Regions from separate parts of the Mus musculus genome. Here region 2 is linked to region 1. The links are chromatin loops, found by intact Hi-C in ENCODE. Cell type or tissue: left cerebral cortex. All regions are shown on one strand. Links, peaks and the distances in the headings refer to the core of each region. The heading gives the core; the rest is flanking DNA. Region 1 has its middle 23 kb from the start of Gm33981. Region 2 has its middle 35 kb from the start of Gm33897.

Region 1 (5,391 bases), core at 76-5,075:
AAAATGCTTATGGTTATTTAGAACACTGCATATAATGCTCATGACTGTACTTGAATTCTGCTCTCCCTTGAAATTTCCATTCTTCTTTCTTACAATATATTTTTTCTCTAGTTCTTAAAATTCAAATTAAATTAAAAAATTCAGAGCATGGTTGGGCATGCCTCTCATCCTAGAACTCTTGGTTTGTAAGGCATTAGATTTGCCAGTTTTTAAATATTTTTTATTAGATATTTTCTTCATTTACATTTCAAATGCTATCCCAAAAGTTCCCCATACCTCCCTCTGCCCTGCTCCCCTACCCACTCACTCCCACTTCTTGGCCCTGGTGTTCCCCTGTACTGGGGCATATAAAGTTTGCAAGACCAAGGGGCCTTTCTTCTCAATGATGGCCGACTAGGCCATCTTCTGCTACATATGCAGCTAAAGACACGAGCTCTAGGACTACTGGTTAGTTCATATTGTTGTTCCACCTATAGGGTTGCAGACCCCTTCAGCTCCTTGGGTACTTTCTCTTGCTCCTCCACTGGGGGCCCCATGTTGCATCCTATAGATGACTGTGAACATCCACTTCTATATTTGCCAGGCACTGGCATAGCCTCACACGAGACAGCTATATCAGGGTCTTTTAAGACCAGCATTGGCTACATAGCAAATTCAAAGAAGCATAAGAATATAGAGACCCTATCTCAAAAAACAAAAGCAAAAACCATTTTCACATCCTAAATTTATTTTTATCTGATACACAATGTATTAGTCAGGATTCTATAAAGTATAGAATGAATCTATCATTTATCTATCTCTATCTATCTATCTATCTATCTATCTATCTATCTATCTATCTATCTATGAGATTTATTAAAATGGCTTACAGGATGTGGTCCAGCTAATCCAAAAATTTCTTGCTGTGAACAGAAAGTCAAAAAATCCAGTAATTGCCCAGTCCACAAGCTTGGGTATCTCAGGTGGTCTTCGGTATCCACTGGAATCCTAAAGAAGTAGGGACTAGTGCCAGTGAAGGAATGGATATACTAGCAAGGCGAGAGCAAGCAGGCAAAGAGAAAAAGCTTCCTTCTTTCATGTACATATGTAGGCTTTCATCAGAAGTCATGAGCCAAATTAGAGGTGGGTTTTCCCAGCTCAAAAGATCTGGATTAAAGATGTGACTTCCTATCTCAAAGATCCAGATTAAAAGTAGATCTTCCTACCTCAATTTAAGCAAAAATTCCCTTACTGGTATGCACCTCCATGTTAGGGTTTTAGGTAATTCCAGGTGTAATCAAACAAAGAATAGCTATCACATAGAGTAAGATGGCATCTGAGCTTATTTCAGGGAGATATGCATAGGTGGGAAAGCTGTGGCAAGAGGACGCACTGAGCACAAGGATTAAAGCCATTCACGTAAAACGGAATGACCTTGTCTTAAAAAAATGCAAAAATAAAATTATATACATGAATGAGGCTTCCATGTCTTATTTTGATAGAGATGCACTATGCAAGGTACAAATGAGGTTAGACATGATTATCTCATCAAACTTTATCACTTATGATGAAAACATTCAAAGTCTCCCTTTTCTAGCCTTTGGAGGCACACAATATATATATATATATATATATATATATATATATATATATATATATATATATATATTTAAAATAACCACAAACATTATCATGTTTTACCCACAAATTGTTTCAACATATCTGTAAAGGTATACTTTAAAAAGTATAATGTTTTTTATCTCCTATAATGAGAAATAACTTTCTTAAAATCACAGATATCCAGTTGCTGTTGAAGGGAAATGGCAATTTAAATTCAGTTAGTGAATGAAATTGTAACAAATCTCAGTTTGGCATTACACTGTTTTACCCACCGAAGGAAGGTCACCAGCTATAGAAATCTTGTTCACACGAAGAAGATTCTGGTTTTTGGAAGGCAGCATCTTTCACACTTTAAAATTCACACACTTGCCTTCTGGACAAAACCAGGCAGATATTCAGACAGGAGTGTATTCTGGGCTTTTCCATTCTCAGGGAAGCCCTCTGGTGGCCAGATGGACTTCGCATGGTTTCAGTGGTTATGTGTATAGTGTGCATGTGTAGGTGCGTGTGTGTATGTGTGTGTGTGTGTGTGTGTGTGTGTGTGTGTGTGTGTGTTATAAGAGGAGAGAGGAAACAGGAAACACTTTGAGGATGTTGGAAGTGAATGCTAATGTTGTTCTTTCCCCAAAGACAGAAGCATTGTTTGGTTCACATATAGTTGTTAAATCTGTGATATTAGTTAGGTATAAGCAAAGGCAGAGATGTTGACTGAATGAAGGCCAGCACAGAAGTCCATGGCTTGAAAGCTTAGAATTCAATCTGCTAGCTTATGAAGTAAGAAATCATAATAAACAAATTGTCTGTCCCTTATAATGTTTCTTTCTGATTGTTACTGTTCTGCAAATGGAAGTTTTCCCACCACCTGCTCCCCAAGGCAAATGTGATATAGCTATTCCAGTTAAGGTAGTCTGAACTTGAAATTGTTGAATAGAAATGTAAACATTCTCTTATCTTTAAATGAAATACTTGCATCGCATTAAACATTAATGTTATAGGTATTTATTCAAACATATTTAAAGAGAGCTTAGAATAGGCAACCCATTCTACTGAAGTTAGAATGAGGGGAGAATTGAAAAAATATGTAATTTCTCTTTAAAAATAGTCATTACTGTGTGAATGGCGAGAATAGCAAAATGTGACCAAATTTGACAAAAGTTTAAAAATTTTAAAAGCCATGCCTTAAAAATAATTCATAAGAAGATATTAAGATACAGAAAAATATACACAATAAATACATCACATATACACATGCACACACACACACAAGCACACACATACAAAATTATCTGCAGTTGGTATTCTTACCTAGTGTGTAAGTATATAAATTATAGTGAGTGAGATGGGTGATTATGTGTACTGCCTCACTCTTTCTTGATGGTACTGGGAAAGAATTGCTATTAACATCTTCATTTGGTGTCTGAGTAAATAAAGTCACCAGAAACCTGTACCTTGCTCAAAGGCAAACAGTTAATTCTTCATCCGAAATGGAAAGGACTGCATGCTTTAAAACAGACTACTCAGTTAGATTTGATGTTTACACAATAAAATAGTATTGGTAATTTATTGTGATTAGTAATTGGTTTTAAATTTTACATTGAGTACTTTTAAAAAGTACTTGGAGGAATGAAGATATTTCTGGTGCCCTGCAATTTTAATAGCCTAGGACTTAAGAAGGTGAAAAGTCTTCACATGGTTGGGATTGAATACTGATTGTTTTTCTTTCTCCAGAGACAGAGGTATTGTTTGGTACATTTAAAGTTGTTATATTAATGATAGTTTCTGCTATAGTGAAGGCAGAGATGTTGACTAAATGCAGCCCAATACATTTTAGTACATCATAGAAGGGAAGTCATGCTGTATTTGTTTTTTGTTAATTTCTCTTAACATGATTTTCTCAAGTTCCAGCAGTGTTAAATATTTTAAATGCTTCTTCTTTAAGGATGAAAAGTGTGTGTGTGTGTGTGTGTGTGTGTGTGTGTGTGTGTGTGTGTAACATATTTAGTTTTATTTATTCATCCTTGAGTGTATACTTATGTTTTCTCTGCCTGTTGGATTTTGTGAATACTTTATGATGAACAGGGGAAACAAGTTTCTGTTGGAGATGTTATTTTAAGTTCAGATGGGTCATACCCAGAAGTGAAATATCTGGGTCACATGTTAATTTTGCTTGCAGGCTGCCCACACTATTTTGCCTGGCATCTATATCACATCACGTACTCACTGACAAAATTCTTTTATACCTTCACCAATACTTTTTGTTGCCTTTAAAAAAGATTGTTACTTCATCGTCTAAGATGATAAAGAGTTATATTACTGTATGTTTTTACTTGTATTTCTATGATCCTGAGCTAATTTGTATATAGCTGTTGATCATTTGCATGTCCAATTGGGAGAGAGGATTATTTTGCACTCTGAAACAAATGTCACTGTTTTCCATAGAGAAAAAAAAAGGTATAATTTAATTTGTCACAGTGATCATACATGAAGCATTCATTGTTAAGATACAATGTGGCTACAGGATATACATCTACTATTACTGAAGACTAGTTTGCATTGACAAGACAATCATGTGTATGTAAAGTCCACTATATGAACTATGAAAATGATGAAACTTCCCCCAGCATGGTGCAGTGAGAAAGGGAATACTGTTGCTTAATCATAGATGAATCTGATTGATTGAGGATTGTGAGAGGAATCACCTGAGACTCGGGAAAGTACAGTTCTCAAGATCAGTAGCAGGTTGATCAGCATTTGAAATGGATTAAAAAATATCTATCATCTTTCTGACTATAACATTTATATTCTCAGCTTTGGGGATTGAGAAAGCTTAGAGAAACTTGGCTTTGGAGCTGCACTTTAAGAATGGATTAGAGTTAGGTAGAAAATAGTCTCTGTTATATCTCATTGATTTATCTGCTGCCTGTGCGATGTGTTGGGAGTAGCTTGATGCAACTCATGGTAACCTGGGACTCAAAGAGGAAAGAAGGGAGGCAAGTCCCTGAAAGATACAAAGAGCTAATAGCTCCATTGACCCCAGGGTCAGTCACAGTAGCCTACTTCTTTTAGAGGCAGGTTTCCAATTAATCAGTTAGGTATAATGCTTTCCCCAATTGTCCTGACCCATTTCCATTTCCCAGGTTCCTTAGACCTCCACTTTCATCCAGAGTCATTGGCCTAGAGTGTGCTTCTTGTAACCACTGAATTTTTCCCCTACAAGTCTGTGTCCTAATTGTCAAAAAGCAAAAAAGCAAACAATAATGTATTGGTTCCCTTTCATAGGATAAAAACTCTTACAAAGGACAAATAAATTTTCCATGAGCACTGGAATTTTTTGTTGTTGTTGTTGTTGTTGTTGTTGTTTGTTTGTTTGTTTGTTTTTCTCTGTGTAGCCCTGGCTGTCCTAGAACTCACTCTGTAGACCAGGCTGGCCTTGAACTAAGAAATCTGCCTGCCTCTGCCTCCCAAATGCTGGGATTAAAGGCATCACTCCCAGGCTAAAATTTACATTCTTTATTCTGACACTTATAAGATCTTCAAGATTTTATTTTTATTTTTTTACTTTTCAATAACTATGAAAGAATTTAGAGCAATCAAAACCAGCTTCATAATTTTCAAGGCTTCACGAACAAATAAATAAAAAGCCTCTTTTTCCAAAATTATTTTGTGTGTTAAGATGATGAAACAGAGCAAGCAATCAAGAGCAGAGCCATTTGGACAGCAGGAGTCATGAGCCCATGGAAGATGCTCTGCAGTGCCTCACATCAAACCTCTCACGGCGCCCGCCACAGATTA
Region 2 (5,391 bases), core at 257-5,256, 180 kb before region 1:
GACCAGGGTTCTCACTCTCCACCTACATGAGGATCTCTCTACTCTCTCCTCCTGGTTTCTTCTCCTTTTTTTTTTTTCTTTTTTCTTTTTTAAAGATTTATTTATTTATTATATGTAAGTGCATTGTAGCTGTTTTCAGACATACCAGAAGAGAGCATCAGTTCTTGTTACAGATGGTTGTGAGTCATCGTGTGTTTGCTGGGATTTGAACTCAGGACCTCCGAAGAGCAGTCAGTGCTCTTAACTGCTGAGCCAATTCTGCAGCGCTCGCTATGGCCCAGCTTGCTCCACCCTGCTCATTGTAGCAGTCTTCAGACACCCCAGAAGAGGAGACAGATCTCATTATAGGTGGTTGTGAGCCACTATGTGGTTGTTGGGCTTTGAACTCAGGACTCCTGGAAGAGCAGTCAGTGCTCTTAACTGCTGAGTCATCTCTCTAGCCCTCCCGCCCCCGGTTTGTTTGTTTGTTTGTTTGTTTGTTTCTAATAGCACCACACCTGCACTTCCTGTTCTCACTGTGGGAGTGCAGAGTGAGAGGGAAGTAAGGAAAACTCTTAACTGAGGAATTGAATTTCTAGCTTCAAACATTATTGAAAATAAATGTTTGCTGTTCGAGCAACAGAAAATGGAGTCATATGAGTACCAGACATCTGATGGTGCGCTAACTTTATCTGGAATTATGTTTCAGAAACTGCGGTGTGGAAATAAGGAGGCTGCTGGAAGGAGGGAGGGCCAGCTCAGGGCCAACATGATGTGACAGATATGTCCAAGGGATGGGTTTCAGTGGACCACTTGACTTTAATGCATCTTGCAAACCACACATATTAAAAAGCTACCGTCCTAGTTTGTCTTTAGAAGGCAGAGGACATATCAATTTACATCTTAAAAAGGCCAAAAATGATCCTTTGGTGTCCAAGTTGTTCTGGGAACTATTTTTCTTGTCTCCTTCAACTTGGTGAAACTATCACTTTCCGATGAATAGTCCAGGGGTTTTCAGAGTTAGGTGTGTTCGACAATCATGAATACACACCTGTGTGAGCTCATGGAGTATCAGGAAGACTGATTAAAATTTAGATGCTGGTAATTTCCCTTGGATAATGAATGAGAGTTTCCAGTAGTGGTGCCCAAGTACACAAGTCGAGAGCTTCTCCAAGTATTTCTGACACATACCAAAGAACACACATGGATTAGTGCTCTTCCCAGAAACACAGATGGTCAAGTTGACTACCTGGGAAGATTTGTTGTACGTGATGCGTGGAATGGTTTGAGAAATGCCCTCCAGAGGCTCATATATTTAAATACTTGGTCTCCAGTAGGTAGCAATGCTTAGGGAGGTTCTGGAACCTTTAGGAGGTGTGGCCTTTGCTGGAGGAAGCATGAAATTGGGACCAGGCTCTCAGAGTTTATAGCTTCACCCTGTTTCCAGTTCTTATTCTGTTTCCTATGTGTGGGTGAAAAATGTGATCAGACAGCATCCTGCTCCTCGCTCCTGCTAGCCTGCCCTCACTTCAGTTATGGAATCCCACTCTGAAATTCTATGTACAAAACAAACTTTCTTCTATAACTTGGTTTTGATTATGATGCTTTTATCCCATCAACGGAAAAGTCAATAGCATACATATCTTTTAAAAGAGTGAACACATTTGATTTAAGTAAAAGGAGATGCTATTTTGGGAAAGAGGCCTTGGGAGGGCCTGACCCGAATGCTCAGACTGTTCTGACCCTGTGCACTTGTGTACTGCATTTCCCAGTACTTGTCTTCTTTGGCTTGGACAGAAAAAAAAAAATGGTATCCCACAGTCTCAGGCAAGTTACTTTACAAAGGAATGCAGTGACGATAGATATTTTATGATGAAAAATAATTTCCCGTTCTCCAATGACTTTGCCTTATAACTCTAGATGTTCACTAATATGATTATGTATAGTATATACTCATTTAAATATTTTGCATACAAAGGAAGAAACCATTTTCCCTAAACTCTGACTGCCTCCCCCTCTGTTTTTCCAAAGGAATATCAAAGTCAGAATAGAGTGAAGGAACTTGTTAAATTCTCATCCCTAATTACCTAGTCTACAAAATGCTGGCTTTGATTTAGCCCTTTTGATTTGTTACCCCTTATGTTTCAGAGAACTCTTAGAGGGGTGTGAATGAGGCAGGGCGAAGATGAGGTTTAGTTTCTACTGCTTCACTACTAGATGTCCTCCAGTCTGGTTTAGTCAAGGAACGTAGCACAGACACCCCCCCCCCCCCCCCAGGACTCAGACCTCCTCATAGTTCTTAGGGGACTTTATCCTGAGAATTAGAGTAAGTGGCTTAAGAAATCAGTTCAGTAGAGTAAACATACAACGTTCGGATTCTACAAAAGAATTATTCTGTCATAAGACAAGTACATACTCTTTGAAGAGAGTATGGAGACAGGAACATACAGGAAAAGTAAGGGAGAAAGGGCTGAGGATTTCAAATCCAGCCTTACTCGCCTTGCATAAATCACTTCCAGTCTGATCATTCCTCTTATCTATTGAATAAGAAGAGAATAGTCTCTCTCCCATGCGGCAAAGGTTTGCTCAGGTTCTTTCTGGAAAAGCACTGCACAGTAGCTGGTAGCGTGAGTCATCCCAGACAATTATGTCATTGCTGGTGGCAGAATGTGGGAACTGCTTGCTAGCCTTTCCAGGCAAGCAGACTTGACCCTCCACCTCTTCTGGTCTTCCGTAGGATTGTTTTTATTAGTCCTCCTAACGCTAAGCTTACATAATGTTTTGAAGGAACTTGTTGCTTAAGGATATCTTAAATTAATAATATTATTACCAAGAACCAGATTTCATTTCTGCCTATTTTCATAGTGCGTTTACTGGAGCGTTTTTCTTAGTTTGTTGAAATCATTTCTTCTTGTTTCTCTCCTTTTTTCCCCTAAGCTCTTAAAACCAATCAACGTTCACAGGAAACCTGTGTAGCAATGCTTCTTTTTATCACGTTGTTTCTTTTCTGGAATACCCAGGAAAGATGTTATATACAAAACAGTAGCCTTTATGTGGATGCCTTTTTTTTTTTTCTCTAAAAGTCTAGAAACACTTCACATTTGAAGAAGAACGCCTTGCTCTCCTTTTTGAATCTGAGCGAAATCCAAATCTATGGTAATAGGACATTATTAGCTCTTGAGAAAAGTAAACTCTACTTTCAGAGGGGGAGGCAGTGTCTGGCAGGCAGGCAGGCACTTCCTCTTCCTTCCCTTCAGCAGGCATCCCAGGGGACCAGGAGGGCGGGGCGCCCAGGGACCCAAGGGGCGGGGCCGCAGCTTCACCCTTGTTCAGTCTCCCGCAGAGCGAAGCTGTGTTTCCTTCCTCTCCCCTCTCCCATCCCTGCATTGTTCCAGCTGCCAAGCCTTCAGCATTTTCACCCAGTAAGAGGAAGGGAAGGGCAGAATGGCTTTGAAAGAATAACATTTCTTTTTATGCACTTAAATAGAACACCCGACACAAGACATCCCGTGTTCCCTTTCAAGGACGAAAGGCTGCTTGTAGTGACAAGAGAACCATAAAAACCCAGGATTTGCTATTTGGTAGGTGGTGGTGTGGTCACATTCTGCTGATGGTGAACATTACTCGGCCATTTTAAAGGACAGCCTGCTGTCTTCTCCCACACACTGCCGTCCCCCTGTGGGCAGCCACACCTGTCTTTCTGCTGTATTTATGTTTATTATTTTTCACACCGATTCTGAAGTCCATGCTCACTGTCCATGAGTGTGAGTATCTTTGTGTTTTCCTCTCTGTGGAAGACTTGCTCAAAACTCAGAGCCCAGCAGAGGGGCAGCACTCAAGAAGTATTTGTAGCATAAAAAAGATCTGGTTTGCCATTCAGTGCTCTCCTACATACTCAGAGGAAAGTAACTGTTAAAATAAGGTATCAAGAGTTGGGAAGATGGCTTAGTCAGGAAAGTGTATGCTCCACAACCATGAGATAATCTACATAAAACACACACACACACCATATAATTTGAGCCCAGAGACCCATTGTTTTGATTCAGGACCATCTTTCATGTTTTAAATTGAATGAAAATAAGTTCTTAATTTTCTTACATTGCATCTTTTGTAACCTGGAGAATTCAAACAATGCCGTCTAATCTGTGAATACAGTGGGAGAATATAAAGGAATGGCAGAGTAGCTGGTCAGTCAGTGGTGGCTGTCATTATAATTAACCACTTTCAGCAGCAGTAGCTTGGGGTGGCAAACCAAAGCTGGTGGGCTGAGTCTAGGTTGTGCCATGTTCTTATATGGATACGGGCGTTTTCCTGAACCCAGTTCAGAAGCCAGGAGTTGAAAGAGGCAGGGAGACTTGCGAAGCCTGGAACTAGCTCCTCTCTTCTTTAGCCTAGGTCCATCCAAGAATGGTCCATGGACCAGGTGGCTTCCCCAAGATGCTTATCTCTGGTCTGTGACAGGGAAGCTACAGAAAATAAGATTAAACATTCGAAAACATCTGTAAATATCAGCCACTGAAAGCCAACTTCATTATTTGCCTCATGAAAAAAAGAAAAACAACAACCAAAGACTAAAACAAGAAACCTTGTCATTCCCCCACTGAAATGGAATCTAATATGTTGTCATGGGATTTTGCTGTCCCAGTGACTTAGTAAGACATGTTCACGTGCTTGCAGATGGAAACATCTGGAAACCTATCAGGTGTGAATGACAAAACATGTCGCAAGATTGCAAGTGACCTGGGAAGGCTGATGAACAGGCACATTAATAACGTCATGCTAATGGATTTTCTATGCAGATAATGGGCCAGCCACAGTTCACTCATCAGCTAATACAGTTGTAATGTGTTGTTTCCTATCTGAGCGAGAAGGCAGTCACATTCGGATATTACAGATGCCTCCGACACACACACACACACACACACACACACACACACACACACACATACACACACACACATACACACACACACACACAAACACACACAAACACACACACACACACACACACACAAACACACACACACACACACACACACACACACACACGAATACTCATTCCCCTTTGAGGTAAATGTATTCTAAACTGATAAGTTATCACCTTCCCCAACTTTCCTGGAAATCCAAGCAAATAACATTTCTATGATGGTCCTCATGCTTTTGTTGAATGTGCATATTAAAAACAAAGGAAAGAAAAAAAAAAGGCAGACAGACTTTTTCCTTTCCTCTTTTAGAATCTGTTCCAAGGAGTCAAGCCTGCCAGAGAAAACAGACAAACTCTAAAGCACAACAATGCCTATTATGTGTGGGGTGGGCACTGCCAGACTCTGATTACTGTCCAGACATTAACCCCTGGAGTGTCTTAGGAAAGAAAGACCAAGTCGGAATCCAGACATTTCCAGAATTCTACAG

The links. Hi-C counts contacts between places; a loop is a spot of excess contacts. Peaks named below come from ENCODE experiments on the same cell type or tissue, not always from the same donor. Only the 100,000 strongest peaks of a DNase experiment are listed, where the experiment ranks them.
Region 2: a loop joins it to region 1, with 2.2 times the contacts of the local background. A loop is called at or near these places in 3 of 42 quality-filtered maps.

The regions. Positions count from the first base shown.
Region 1 is chr10:96,932,794-96,938,184 of GRCm38, forward strand. No RefSeq gene overlaps it. Among named protein-coding and RNA genes, the nearest start is that of Gm33981, 23 kb to the right of the region's middle. In left cerebral cortex, for the core only: a CTCF peak has its summit at 2,021 (motif pointing left); a DNase peak (open chromatin) is centred at 2,024.
Region 2 is chr10:96,748,456-96,753,846 of GRCm38, forward strand. No RefSeq gene overlaps it. Among named protein-coding and RNA genes, the nearest start is that of Gm33897, 35 kb to the left of the region's middle. In left cerebral cortex, for the core only: no CTCF peak of the experiment used is centred there; DNase peaks (open chromatin) are centred at 2,616 and 3,311.